Linked DNA regions of Mus musculus: regions 2 and 3 are each linked to region 1. A link is a contact called in ENCODE Hi-C or POLR2A ChIA-PET data. All regions are on one chromosome and are shown on one strand. Each heading gives the region's core, a stretch centred on a gene start or an enhancer-like site at or near the end of the contact. The rest is flanking DNA. Distances are from core to core; before and after follow the strand shown.

What was found. Hi-C counts contacts between places; a loop is a spot of excess contacts on that map. ChIA-PET counts read pairs that join two places held with the same protein, here RNA polymerase II (POLR2A).
Region 2: a loop to region 1 is called in a map of heart, with 2.1 times the contacts of the local background. The contact joins the promoter of D730003I15Rik here to the promoter of Ppp2r5a in region 1. A Hi-C loop is called at or near these places in 1 of 37 maps with a recorded cell type or tissue (heart). POLR2A ChIA-PET finds 5 or more read pairs at or near these places in 2 of 5 experiments (both embryonic stem cell).
Region 3: a loop to region 1 is called in a map of heart, with 11 times the contacts of the local background. The contact joins the promoter of Atf3 here to the promoter of Ppp2r5a in region 1. A Hi-C loop is called at or near these places in 1 of 37 maps with a recorded cell type or tissue (heart). POLR2A ChIA-PET finds 5 or more read pairs at or near these places in 3 of 5 experiments (Patski and embryonic stem cell).

What each region holds. Positions count from the first base shown.
Region 1 is chr1:191,394,576-191,399,069 of GRCm38, reverse strand. Ppp2r5a (protein phosphatase 2, regulatory subunit B', alpha) reads left to right here and starts at 2,029. Exons shown (of 13, transcript NM_144880.4): 1 at 2,029-2,834. The coding sequence starts at 2,654.
Region 2 is chr1:191,222,130-191,226,712 of GRCm38, reverse strand. It overlaps D730003I15Rik (RIKEN cDNA D730003I15 gene), which reads right to left and starts at 2,259. Exons shown (of 2, transcript NR_151547.1): 1 at 2,171-2,259; 2 at 1,026-1,504.
Region 3 is chr1:191,180,269-191,185,408 of GRCm38, reverse strand. Atf3 (activating transcription factor 3) reads left to right here and starts at 2,076. Exons shown (of 4, transcript NM_007498.3): 1 at 2,076-2,316.

The sequences.
Region 1 (4,494 bases), core at 780-3,279:
AAGAACTACATGCAACTAAGGAAAAGCTGAGAACTGGAGAGACAGTCTTTCCCAGGGAAGAGCACACTAAGTGGTTATCTAATCCCAAATGGTCACCCCTGAAACATACACATACAGGTAACATTATAAGGATAGAGGTTTTATTTATATACTTAGCAATATATCTATCTTTCTATACATACATACATACATATATACATACATAAACAATTAAAGAAAAAGAGACTATGAATTTGAAAGATGCAAGAACGATGGTTTGGAGGGAAGGGAGAAATGATCTAATTATATTATAATCTGGAAATATATGTAAAAATGGCCTTTTGAAAGGCCAGCTGGCAGTGATCTTGAAACCCTTGAATTATGATGGGTGGATCATTTGCAAATTGTTAAAATAAAAAGCTTTGAACATTATGAGCTAGTCAACTTAATCTGATTGGATGAGAAAGGTCTTTTAGTTGTTGTTGCAATCTGAGCCTCTTTGACTGGGAAGGCTGTATACAACTTTTTATTTTTTATATTTAATTTTATATTAGAAATTTCATACAAGTCTTTTCTGTACATCAAACATATTCCCCTTCCATTAATCCCTTTAATTCCCTTGGACAACTTCTTATGCTTAGCTTTTATTTCGCAAATTCTTGATTTAATGTACCTATGTAAAATCTAGGAATCGCAAGCAAAAGGAAACAAGATATTTATGTTTTTGAAACTGGCTTATTCAGCCTAATATGATTATCTCCAGTTGGACCTATTTTCCTACATGTTATTTCGTTCTTTATGGTGGAAAAATATGTGTATACACACCATATTTCCGTTATACATTCTTCTGTTGTTATATAATTTGGTTAAGCAAATGTTTTGAGTGTAGGTTTAGAACTCTACTTTTGCATACTTCTCGATCCTCCTCAAGCATTAGGCCAGCCTACTTAACCTCCGTTTTTATGTCAAAAGGAAAAGGTGTGGGACTTGCAGAAGAGACTGCAGAGCAAAGGGGGCACTATGGGCAGGCGGGATCACTTTCTGTTGAAGCATCATACGGATGCCCAAAGCTAACATGAGCAGTTCTTGGCTTTAAATATAAAACTTAGACGGAATCTCTTAGGAAGAGATTCCCCAAATCAGCTAATCTGAACTTGACTACAGATGACTGAAGGGCCTCAGCAGAAGAGGTTAAACTTGGGCTAAGTTCGAAACGGGAAACTTCTTTTCAGAGGGCCTAGACTTGCAGAGCTCTCTGAAGTGGTAGAGACGAGCTTGCCCAAACCCCACGCGAGATCAGCGATCAGCGAACCGCGGCGCCAAGACCTCGGGAGCTACAAATGGACTCCCCAACCACCAATTACGCGGTTTAGGACCGGAGAGGAGAAGGCCCGCCCAAGAACGTAGCCCCGCGCTCCGATTGGACAAGCTCATTTCTCTCCCGGGGCTCCTTCGCCTGTCAATCACGTTGCTCTGACACGACCTTGGCCCCGCCCCCGTTCGACTGACGCAATGCTTGGTGTTCTTGGGCACCCCGGCCCTCGCTTCATGTTCTCATTGGTAAGCAGGGCGCAAAGAGAGGGAGGACGCTCTTCTGCTTTCTGAGCTGCCTGTGTAGTTTCCCTCTTAACGCGCTGTCTGGAGAACAATCCCAGCCTGGAGCCTAGCGCAGGCGTACACAAGAGCCGACAGCGGCGCGGCGTTTCCCCTTTCTCCCTCCCGAGAGCTTTCCTTTACAGTTGTGACGCACAAGGCACCCCGCTCACTGCCTTCACTTGCGATTGGTTGTGGCCCGCGTCTGTCACGTAGCCCCTCCCTCCCACCCAGCTATGGACTCTTGATAGACAGCCGGGAGGCCACGCCCCCACCCCCGTCTGCCGCTTAGCCCTGCGATTGGCCGAGGGCACTGGCATGCTTTCCCGCCCCGGCCCCCTCCGGAGACTCCGGAGGCTAGTGGGACCCCGCGGAAGTTGTCAGTCAAACTCCTTCCTCCACCCCCCGCGAGGACCTCCCCCGGGCCGCGGGAGCGCGCACGCACGCGCACCGAGTCCCCCCTCACCCGAACCAGCCACCCTCTCAAGTTGTAGCAGTTGCTTCCCGGGCGTGCTCCGTGGGCGGCCGGTGGGCGCGGGAGGCTGAGCGAGGGCGACGCTCCAGGGATCCAAGGATCCAAGGATCGGGGTACGGGTGGCCGCCCCGGGCGATGAGGGGCCATCGCTGACAGGAGAACGAGCGCTCGGCAGCGGCTCGCGCGGACCCGCGATGGAAGCGCCCCGGGAGGAGGCTCCCGGCCGGGCGGACAGCGCGGGCGGCAGCCGCTGAAGACCTGTCCGGACTCCGCGCGCTAAGGGGCCGCGAGGCGCGCCCGGCGTCCGCACCCGCGCGCTCGCCCCAGCCGTCCAAACTTCGGGCTCGCCTCCGCCCGCCCTCGTCGCCGGGCGTCAGCAACTTGTGCGGCCCGCGCGCCCCCGCCCTCCCCTCCGCCAGCCCCGGGAGGCGGCCGCGCGGCGCGGGGATGCGGCCGTGAGGCGCTGTCGGGTGAGGAGCAGCTCGCGGAGCGCGAGGGCGGCGCGGCCGGGGCCCGGGGCGCAGGGGCGCAGGCCCGCCGTGCCCGTCCCCCGCCGATTGCCCGGGCCAGCCGCCGCGGGAGGCGCCGATCGCCCGGGTCGCCGAGATGTCGTCGCCGTCGCCGCCCGCACCAGTTGCCTGCGCCGCCATCTCGGCCTCGGAGAAAGTGGACGGCTTCACCCGGAAATCGGTGCGCAAGGCGCAGAGGCAGAAGCGCTCTCAGGGCTCGTCGCAGTTCCGCAGCCAGGGCAGCCAGGCGGAGCTGCACCCCCTGCCCCAGCTCAAAGGTAACCCCCGGCCGCCCCTGGCCCGCGCTCCCGGGGCAAGCCCTACTCCCCTTCCCACCTGCGCGCTTGCCCCGCCTGCCCTTGCCTTGGCGATTTCAGGGTCCCCAGAGGTACCTGCGCTCCCTTCCCTCGTCCAGTCTTTCGACTCCCTGCCTCGCTGAGCCTCAACCCTGGTTTTCTCCAAGCTTAGCTAGTTCTTCTCTTTCTCTGTTTGTCCCTCAGTTGTCACATCCAGGGTCCAAACAAACTGCTGCCGAGTTAGCTGGCCTTTAGACGTAGCTATATAGAACTAGCTTAAAACCGGGACCAGGTGACAGATCTTACTGTCTCGTTAGACGTAAATGTTATACCTCAGAAGACCTCGATTGTCTTTGGAGAGGTTATGAAGGAAGAGTAATTTCTTTGCCGTGGAACGGGAACTTGGTTAGCGCGGCTATGCTTCCAAGGACTTTGTAAGGTTTTGTAAGTAATTCAGATTGGTATCCGTGCCTAATGCCTCGCAGGAGTGCTTGGCACTCCTTTTGGCTCTCTTTTCTCACCCGGTTTGGAGGCTTTTCATGAGTTGTTTACTGGCGTTCTTGCTTATTCTTTGAGAATTACTGGCTTTTAATTTAATAATTTTACGTCTTTGCATTTTATGAGCTAGATGTCATTAATGGAAAAGATGTTTATGTTCCTAGATATTTAAGAAATTCTTTGCAACCTGATAGAAACCTAGAGAATGAGTCACAAGGCCAAGAAATAAAAGAAAGGCTCATGCCAAAATAGATAAATGATCAGCAGATTTTTCAATTCTTTTGACAAAGATCCAGCATCCCTTTCAAGGCCAATCTGGTTGTGATTTGTCTTTGAGTCTATGAATCCTGACTTAGTTTGGCAAGGAGTGTAAAGAAAACCCTAGATCAAATCAACAGTTGACCAGCAACAGCTTGGAACCCCATTTAAACTCTACATCTGCCTCTCGGGGTGCTTCTGAATTAAGGATATACCACTGGTAGAATCACACAGACTTTTGAAAATAGTTTATGTTAGGTGTGTGGTGTCTCATTTGTTGCTTTATTGCTCTTTACCATACTAGAATTGTTCAAATTGATACAGCACTGTCAGTGGAGTGCAGCCATAGCCTAAAATAACTCTGTCCTACCTGTTAGGATAGTGAATTGCTACTCAGAGGTTTAAGCTTTTATACTTAATTAAGAGTTATTTTATCCTTTGTTTTTCATTAGTTTATCCTGTTAATTTTAGTTTGAAGTCTCGATACTAGCATTTTTCTTATGTATCTAATTTGCTAACGTGGTTTTCTTCTTCTTAGTGTTGTACTTCTTAGTTCCTCTGCTAGTAATTGAATTTTAAACATCTGGTTAGTCTTGAGATGCCTCTGTAGTAGATTTTGCCTTTAAGACGGACAGAAATCCACAGAATCAGTAATCAGACTCAAAGTTACCTGATGTTTGGTTGAAGATGTAGCAGGAACTGCCAATGTTTTCACATACAGAATTTGGTCAGTAGTAGAAAGAAATTGAAATTTGCGTGTATAGTGTTCCCCATAAGGTATTATTCATGATAAACTGATGCAGATTCGATTGAGGAAGTAAAACTTTTTACTTGAAAATAAAATCCTCAGGAAAAACTGCTTTAAATCCAGTTGTCAAAATGCTTG
Region 2 (4,583 bases), core at 1,010-3,509, 170 kb after region 1:
ACCAACAAGCTATCTGTCTCCTGAGTCTGTTTCCTTACTTGTACAGTGAATGGAAGGATTGGTGTCCTCTAAACTCCCTTGAATACCTTACAGTTTTGATGGAAACCACATTTAGCTCCTAAATGTAAAAGAGTTTCTCAACAATAAAACTGAGATAAATAATAAAATAATAAAAAGGCAGCTCAAGGTACAATTTAGTGTAGAATACAATGAAGCCCTTGGTTTAATTCTCAATAGCATGCATAAAAAATAGGATCAAGTTGGGGGGAGGGGAGTGGGGAGGAGGGTATGGGGGACTTTTGGGATAGCATTGGAAATGTAAATGAAGAAAATACCTAATTAAAAAAAAGAAAAAAAATAGGATCAAGAGCAGTGGTTCTCAACCTGGGAGTTAAGACCCCTTTGGGGGTTGAACTACCCTTCCAGGGGTTGCATATTAGATATCTTGCAAATCATATATTTACATCATGAATCATACCAGTAGCAAAATTAGTTATGAACGACCAACAAAAATAATTTTATGGTGGGGGTTACAACACCACAATCTGTATTAAAGGGTCACGACATTAGAAAGGTTGAAACACTGGTCAAGAGCCAGCTATTGCTATATAAAATGCCAATACTGGATTTTAATCTTCAAGTCTTTTCTAATATTTTTATTTTATGTACATTGTGTTTTGCCTGCATGTATGAGGGAGTTGGTCCCCTGGAACAGGGGTTACAGACAGCTGTGAGTTGCCATGTGGTCCTCTGGAAGAGCAGCCAGTGCTCTTAACTGCTAAGTCATCTTTCCAGCCCAACCTTCAGGTCCTTTAAACTGGTTAGAGGTGGATAATTACAGGGACTAAAGTTCTAAAATGTTTGCACATCCATGTTTGCATATGAACTCAGAAGGGTTGTATTTATTTTTGGAATGCAAACGAAAGAACACACCAGATTCTCTCATTCTTGTCACATTCTCCACGATTAACCTTTCTTTTAAAAAGTGGGGATAGGGGGTTGGAAAGAAGAAACTGAAGCACTCAACCATTAGAAACCACTTTTATCATTAAACACTTCAAGTTTCCCAATACCATAAAGGCCAGAGGCTATCATTTTACAGCTTATACAGAGACAACCCATGTGAAACCTGAGGCTCCCTCACTAACAGAATGCAGGTCACTGTGACATGGCAAACAACTCTGTGTGTCAAAAGAACAGCTCACTTTCTGATGACAGGGCTGCGGTGCCAATTTTACAAGGTGCCTGGCATTCATTTCTTCAACACTAAACTTTTATCTGGTTCCTGATCCCACACATTATGGCAAATCTCGAACACCAACCCTCTCTGGTCATCCTCATGTGAGATGGGAGAGAGGGTGGGGGTCAGTGCACCCCCTGTCTTCAAAGTTGAGCTGATGCAAGCAGATGTCTTCCTTTCCAATCTAACCACACATCCTTGACCCGGTTACTCTGGATGACAGACATGTCCTCCTCCACTCCTCACAGACATGCAGGAAACCATCTTGAGTTCAGCAGGGAAGATACAGAGATCGGAAGCCCCTTAGTAAGACCCCGGGCCAGGGTCTCCTCAGCTGGTCGCAGGGTCAGCCACCACGTTTACTCTCGCTCTTCACAAGTTTTCATTACAACCCAACACTACCTAAACTTGAACTCTGATAAGTTTCACCCACCAGGGGACTTTCTAGAACTTGCTTCGGTTGAAAGAGGTGTGGCCCACAGACCCAGATGCCACACCTCTCTGACTGACATCGCTCTGGACCTGCAGTGCAAGGGCTGTCCACACAGTCGGGCTCAGCTGCCCCGGGCTCTGCCGACTGACCCCACGGGTGCACCTACGTGACCCGGAGAGGACACCCCACACAACGCCTCACCTCAGATGAACCTGGCGACCCACTCCTGAGGGGTCCCGTGTCCGAGCTGTGGAGACCTTGTGCAGTCACTTCACGTGACCTGAAGACCCCGCTCACCAAGAGGACCAGGGCTTGCCGCCTCACCTCATGCAACCCCATCCTCGTCGCGAGGGGACCCTTACCCAAACCCATCACGACCCGCCTCACCTCACGTGACTCCGGCCCCCCAGTCCTGAGGGGAACCCCCACCTGAGCATGCCGCCTCACGGAGTCACGTGAGGACCCCACCCGAGCCCGTTGCGACCCCGCCGCCTCACCTCGCACGACCCTGACACCTCAGAGCTAAAATTAGACAGGCGGAGCGGCGCGCTCACGTGCGCGCGGCCCGGAAGGGCGGAGGCCCGACTGCGTGAGTCATCAGCCCCGCCCCTTCACGGAGAACGCTGTGACGTAAGCGCGCTGCCGAGAAGCCGGGATAGAAAGTTCGAGTTTCGCTGTCTTAAAGGGGCCGTAGCTCGCACTGCACCCGTTCGGTCACCTCAAACAAAAAGTATGCTGTCCAGGTCACAGAGCTGACCATCGTCAAGCTCTTAATCATTGCCATAGGGCTGGCTCCAGAATTTTCATTTTTTTCGTGCTAAAGTTTGGCTGACCTAGGGCCCAGCCCTGTGGAGCCTACCCATGAGTTTTCTGGAACTGGAGAGGCTGTGCTTAAGAGACCTGGGCTGGCCCATTAGGGCCAGAGCTGCCCGAGGCAGGCCTTGCTTCTCAGTCCTGAGCCATCCACTGTGGTCACGGTCATGCCAAGAACAGTTTCGGAGAGGTCGCACTGTGGGAAGGGAGCCCAGTGGGACAATGGCAGGTGGTCACAGTCCGTCTTCTGGCTACTCACGCCAGACACACGGGAAGTCCTCAGCGTGGACATTTAGAAGCTAACCATTCCTGTCCTTAGTCTCCATACCTGTGTGACCTGCCCTGTCTCCTGTCCATCATGCTTCTGTGATTTCGGTTTTGCTCCGATACGTGGAGTCTGTGGTCAAACATCTTTGTGCCCACCAGGAGATGGAGAAAGCCCAGGCAGCCCCAGGTGCCCAGGAAAAGACTGCAGGGCAGCCACTTCTTGGTGCAGGCACCTGCAGTGAGCTTTCTTACTTTCATTCAGGGGAGATCACCTGCCTGAGATCTTGTGGCCTGTGAGGAATAGAGGGTCTTAAGCAGTTCGCGTGCACAAGCACATGCACGCGCACACATACAAATTGATAAATCCGGAGGAATTCTAAGTCAGCACATCACAAAGACACCAATACACCCAAGTTTATTGCTGCACTATTCACAATAGCTAAATAAAGAACTAACCCAGATGGCAATCAACAGATACATGGTTAAAGAACATGCGTTCTATATGTATACATGTATGGGATTTTAAAAATTATTTATTTACATGTATGTGGGTGAGTATGGGAGCAAGTGCTACAGTGTATCTGTGGAGATCAGAGAGCAGGTTGGTTCGTTCCTTCCACCAGGTAGGTTGTAGGGAATGAACTCCGGGTCTGAGGATTATTGAAGTCTTTATCTGCTGAGCCATCTTCTGGCCCCAGCAATTGAATTTTGCTAGCAAAGAATGAAAATTGCTGTAGGAAAAATGGATGGAACTGGAAATCATTGTGTTAAGTGACCTAAGCCACACTTGGGGAAAGTATAGCATGCTTTCTGTCATATGCAGAATCTAGATTTAAATCTGTATATGCATGTATATGTGTGACATGAAAGCAGAGAGGACACTATGGAGGCTGGAGACATGGCTCCGCAGTTACAAGAAAGACCTGCTCCTGCAGAGGACTAGAGTCAATTTCCAGCACATTAGCTCCTTACAGATACTAGGGATCCAACACCCTCTGGCCTCTGGAGACACTGCACTCCTGCACATACCTACCTATACGGACATAGACACATATAACCTAAACTTCTAAATCAAAAAGGGGAGGAGCTCGGGATGAAGTGCAGTCAAAGCAGCCGGAGAGGAAAGAAGGCAGAACTGGGTGCAGAAGGAAGGACTGTTTGAGGGGAAGGAGGAGCAGTAAGTGGTATGAGGCTTAGAGGGCAGTCAAGAGGAGAATAAGAAAGTATTAGGGCCTGTGTATAAACACATCACAATGGAACCCATTTCTTTGTATGTTAACAAAAGAAAATAATTAAAAAGGGGGGGGATCAGAAAAACAACTTAAAAAAAAAAAGACCCAGGTAGGGCAATGGGTACGAATGAGCCTGCAAACTGTCAGAGGTCAGATATGTGACATAAAACGTCGTGGCGTGAACATAGGAAGAACTCGAGAAAGGGTTCTGGGGACTGCCATCTCTCCCATCTTCTCTCTTCCACCCAACTTCCAGACAGGTGACCCAGAGGGTGATTTTCCCCACAGAATGGCACTATGAGGTCCACTGCTGTTTTTAAATCTGCAGTAACTGAGATCTGGTGTCATCATAGCAGCGTTTGATTTTCTGAGCTTCCAGCTCTCACTCCCCACCCCAGAAGCTCCACTCCATTAAATGTCAGGACGAGTCATAAACGCAAACACCACCACTAATGTGGAAGGATTGTGCTCTCCGGCAAACAGCCCCAGCAGGCAAAGAGCAGGAGTCCTTGGACCATTCCCAACCACATGGGTGACTCACTTGGTGACACAAAGCACCAGGCACACTGCAGACCTGAGCAGTAGGCACACTCTCCCA
Region 3 (5,140 bases), core at 827-3,326, 210 kb after region 1:
AAGACAAGACCCACCTCCATAGAACGCCAATTTAATCCGTAAAACAATAAAAATTTCTGTCGGGGCCCCCAGCGGCCTGGGGCGGGGTTCGTGTGTTCCCCCATCTCCCTGTTACACCGCACAGTGGTGTTTATTTATTCCAGGGCAGCCTGTAAAAAGATGGGGCAGGTAGGAGGAGATCCCAAATGACTTTCATTTCTAGGCACCTGACTTTCTTCGGGGTTGTGCCGACACGCCTGGGGTTTACCTGCCGGCAGGTCGGCTGGAGGCCGGGTTGTGGAGGTGTGGAGCAGGGTGTGGGCGTGGGAGACGGAGGGTGGGGCCCCGAGAGCCGTTTCCAAGGCAAAACCCAAAGCAAAACATTAGCCTGGCGCTTCCCGCGCGATGCTGCTGTAATCCCGTCAGATCCTGGCAGGATCTGAGAGGATCCCGGGGATGGAACCACCCTAGGCCTCCCGGGCCAGCAAGGACCGAGAGACTCCGGGGGCCTCGATGGAGGGCAGAGGCCTGTGAAGGGCGAGACTCTGCCTTGGACTTGAGGAACCCGGGTGCAGAGAACTTGATTTTGCCCGAAATGTCTGTCTCTGGGGCCATCAGTTGCTTACGGTTGTACTACCGTCGGCGACCTTTCCTCAGGACCGTAACAGTCCGGGTGGTAGGTGCTATGGAGGCAGCGGCACCGGTCAGTTCTGCTTCACACCCCAAACTACCTCCCTGTGACCTTCTGATCGCCTTCCTCTCAAAGGCGGGCGTTAGCAGGTGCCTCTGTCTTTACACCTCAGCGTCCTGCCCCACATGTGCCCGCCAAAGTCTGCCAGGCAGGTGTGCGATTCCTGGGCCGCAGTCTGTGCACGTGTAACCCTTGATGAGCTATGGAGTCCCGCTCAGGGTCTTGCGCTCAGCTCAGACCCTCGGAATTACTGGGTCAGAACCGGGAAACTAATTTCAAGTTTCAAACCCAGGTCTGCTGAGGCTTTGGCCTGAAATCGAGTCCTTTGCCCAGCCTTTCCCGCCACCAGATTTGAGTACAAGAGGGCTCGGTGTTCCGGCTTTAAGCGGTGCGCGTTCAGTCCCGGCCACCGTATCCCTAGAGCCCTCTGTTCCTGCAGACAGACACTCGAAACCTGGAGCCGGTTTTTCTTTCCTGATATCCAGGCGGACCCCCACCCCCGCCCAAACCGGGAGCGTAGAGATCAAAGCGTCCTCTTTCCCAGACTAGCCGAGCCGCCTTTTTCCAGCCCTTTCTTATCCCTGCGCTAGGTGGCTCTGATCTCTCCAAATCTTTCCTCTTTCTACGCTCTTGCTTTCGTGGAGAATTCCCTGTTCATTTAAAAACGTTTTGTGGTTGTTATTAAAAATAAAAACAACAACCGAACTGACCGCGTCCGGTCACTAGCACTTCGGGTTCCTAGCGAGTTCGGGGGCCGTGGGCGTGGGAGCACGAGGCTGCCGAATGTCTACGTTAACCCACAGCTGCTAGCTGGGTCCCCGGCAGAGGAGGTCACAGTGGCGGGTAACGGTGTGGATTCATCGGAGTGTAACTTTGGGCACCTCCTTCACGCGGGAGATTGTCACCGCTATCCCTTCCCCGCCCCCTCCTTAGGCTAGGCCGCTGGTCAAAGAAGGCACATTTTCCTGAAGTTTTAGAAAAATGACCACACATTTTAGAGAAAGGTCGTGCCCGCTTCCCAGCCTCACCTAGTCTGGGCCACTGCCAGGATCCGCCTCCCAGCACCACCACCCCCCCTTCCCCAACCTAGCGGAGGGAGAGATGCCAGGGCGGTGGAGTCATGCCGCTGGCTTGGGCACCATTGGCTCATGCCTGGAACACGCAGCGGCGAATACGCACATCTGGCGGTGCGCCCGGGCGGCTCCCAGCCTGATAAGGAGATAGAGGGCGGGCGGGTGTGTGTGTCCCGGGCGTGCGAGGAACGCAGGACGCGCCGTGACCGCCCCTTCTCGCACTTGCATCACCAAGTCCGCGGTCTCCACCCACCTTTTGCCCCGCCCCCGTCCCTCCTTCACCCCTCCTCTGGCCAGTTCTCCCTGGAAGCTATTAATAGCATTACGTCAGCCTGGGATTGGTAACCTGGAGTTAAGCGGGCTCCCTGCCAACGCGAGGGCTTTAAAAGGGGTGATGCAACGCGCTCCCAGCCACAGTCTCACTCAGCGAGACGCCGCGCACGGTGCTTCCCCAGTGGAGCCAATCGGCTAACCCGCGCTCCGGCAGAGTCCTTGGCGCTCGCCCGCCGGCGGGACAGACCACCCGCCTCTGGCCGCTCTCTGGACCCTGGCCGCCCCGAGCGAAGACTGGAGGTGAGTTAGAGCCACACCGAGGAGCGCTGCCCTCCTCACCCTAAGTTCCCCTCTGGTGACCAGTCCCGGGACCCTTGCGCCACCGGAGACTGAAGCCCTAGTGTCCGTGCCACAGTCGCTCGGCTGAGCCGCTCTTTGCCGCTGCCGTTCTTAGCTGGTAAAAAGTTTCTGGTAAAGTGAAAGAACGAACTTTCTCTTTTGACTCGAGGCGTGAAAGATGCCCAGGGACGGAGGAGTTGCGCTCTCAGTTTGCAACTAGGAGAGGTCGTCTGGGTGGAAGGTGGGTGCTGGTGCGCGGAGGTGACTCACACTCTGGCGATCGGGGTCCCCTCTTCCATCCATCACTTCTTGTCCCGGACCCTGGACTCGGAGCGGGTCCCTCCTAAGTCCGCGTAGAGGCGCAGTGGCCGCGGCTTGTTGAAGCGCTGCTCCCGGTATCGAGCTAAATGAATGAAGACCGGACGCTCGAACGGAGGTCCGGCACAGCCGCTGGAGGTCGCCTTGCGCTCCCCGGAGCAGAGATCTGGGCAGCATGACCGCGTAGAGCGCTGTGAGCGAAAGTGTGTTAGGATAAGTTTGGAGGCGGCGAGCCCTGGTGTGGCGCTGTCCCGGGGCTGAAGGCCGAGAGGTCTCCGCACCAGCTAACTTCGGACCGCTAGGTTTGAGACGTCACTTCCAGCCTCACTCGCTGTTGTGACTTGCTGTGCTCTGGCTGACTTTTAACCGGCCCTTGAGTTTCTTTATGTATTGGAAGGGAAGCGAAGGAATCGGATCAAGCGGGTGGAGGGACCAGGGTGTGGAACCACTTGTACTTGGGGGGGGGGGCGTGCGGGGGGGGGGTTGTTTGTATTCTCGTGACAGAGTCTCACTCTGTAATCCAGACTGCCCATAAAAACTCCGGCCAATCCTCCTGCCTCAGCCTCCCAAGTGCTGAAATTACAGGCCCACACGCCCAGCACCTTTCTGTGCGCTGTGTGCTTCAGATAGCCAGCTTTTGACAGATTTGTTTCTAGACTAAAATAATTAAAGTAAAAGGAGCCAGGGAGGGATGTTCAGTGTGGAGGCTCCCCCACCCAGCGTTCCTAGCCGGTCTCTGAGACAGGACAGGAAAGGGGGCCTCTCTTACATCTCTGTCTCCTAGCTCTCTCCCGTTGGATTGATTCCCTGCTTCGACCCCATGCTCATTTTCAACTCCCATTTCTGTATTTTCCTCTTAGCCATTTTATTTGATTTAATCATGTAGCTCACGAGCTTTCTTATAAATTAAAGGAGTTGCCAAGCCCGATTATTTAAAAGGTTTATTCTCCCCTCCTGTTGTTCCACTCTTTTGAGACAAAGTCTCCCTATGTAACTGGGGCTTGCTTTAAACTTATGGCAGTCTTCTAGCCTCGGTCCCCAAGTGCTGAGATTACAGGCATGTGTCACCAAGAAGGGAGCACATGTTTTGCATGTTGCATTTGTTATGGGATAATGTTACCACATACAGGCTCTTGCTTGGAGCGGGTGGGGCTGGGGTGGGGGTTGCTGTTGCTTCTATCAAGAGGTTTCAGAGGCTGCTGACCAGGTTCCCAGAGTGAAGAAGGCATTGCCCAGCACCTGTGGCTATCTAAATCCCTTCTTGGCACACCAGTTTCTTCTGGTCTTCATTCTGTCAGAGCCTCCTCTATGAGGGGTGCCAGGTATGGGTCTCTTCAGCCCTCAGTTGCCCCCCTGGCAGGCAGCTCTCTCTGTGGTTGCTTATTTGGTTGATCTATTGAACTAACTGATGGGTCCTCCTGGTAGTGCAGAATGAGTAGAGGGTGGGTGTGGGCAGCTTGGCTGGACTGGACCACACCCATCTCTGTGAGTTTAGTTAGGCAAGTGCTTTCCTTCTGGGACCTCAGTTTATTCAATGACAAAATGGGGGTTTGAGCTAGACAATTCTAATGCTGGGAGTCCCGTTGAGTTCCTTTAGCCAAAGTCTGTGATTCTTTAAGGAACTGGCTACAGGGGTTCCTTGTCAAGGGAGGAGGGACATAGCCAGGACCCCCCAGAAACTTCAAGAGAGAAATGGTTTCCTATGTGAGAACTCACAATCTTGGCCAATCCAACCCTAATGGAGGAATGCTGATGTCAGCCAATTGGGTGTAATTCACCTGGTGTCTTAGGAACTCGGGGGTCAACCACCAGTTGTGACAGACTGGCTTGAAATTCTTGAGGGTTCCAGTCAATTCCTGATGACTAGAACTAAACTGAACTGAACTAGATCAGGGTCCCTGAGGGGCAGGGAGAATGTGAATGTATGGATCCTAATTTCCTTATGTTTTAAAGTTTGTGCATGTGATGTGTTGTTCCCCACAGCCCTGGGAGGGAACTGGTCAGTTCAGATAGGAACTGAAGGTCAGAAAGCCTCTGGCTCGGGAGTGGGTGCCCAACTAGTGAGAACCAGAGGCAGACCTGGAAATGCTGTCTCTGACCCTCAAGCCCAGCCTCCCGCCTCCAGCCTTCAAACAGGAGAAAGGACAGGATGTAGAGTCAGGAAGGAGTACTGGTTCCCTAGTACTACAGGACAGTTTGCAGACAGCTTGGTGGAAGGAAGTGGAAATCAAAAGTGAAAATTCAAAGCCATCATAAGCTACTAGGAGATAAAAATCTAGGAGCTGAATTTCCAGTTAAGTGAGGGAAGTTTCATTTTCTTGAAAATGGCGAGATTGCCGATGGTGCGGCATAATTTCTGGTTGGAAGTCATGAAGCAGCATCTGGAAGCATATCTGAAAGACAGCTTTATGATCAGTGTAGAAAGTTCACTCAGCTCACCCCAAATCTCCCCTCTTTGGGGCCTCAG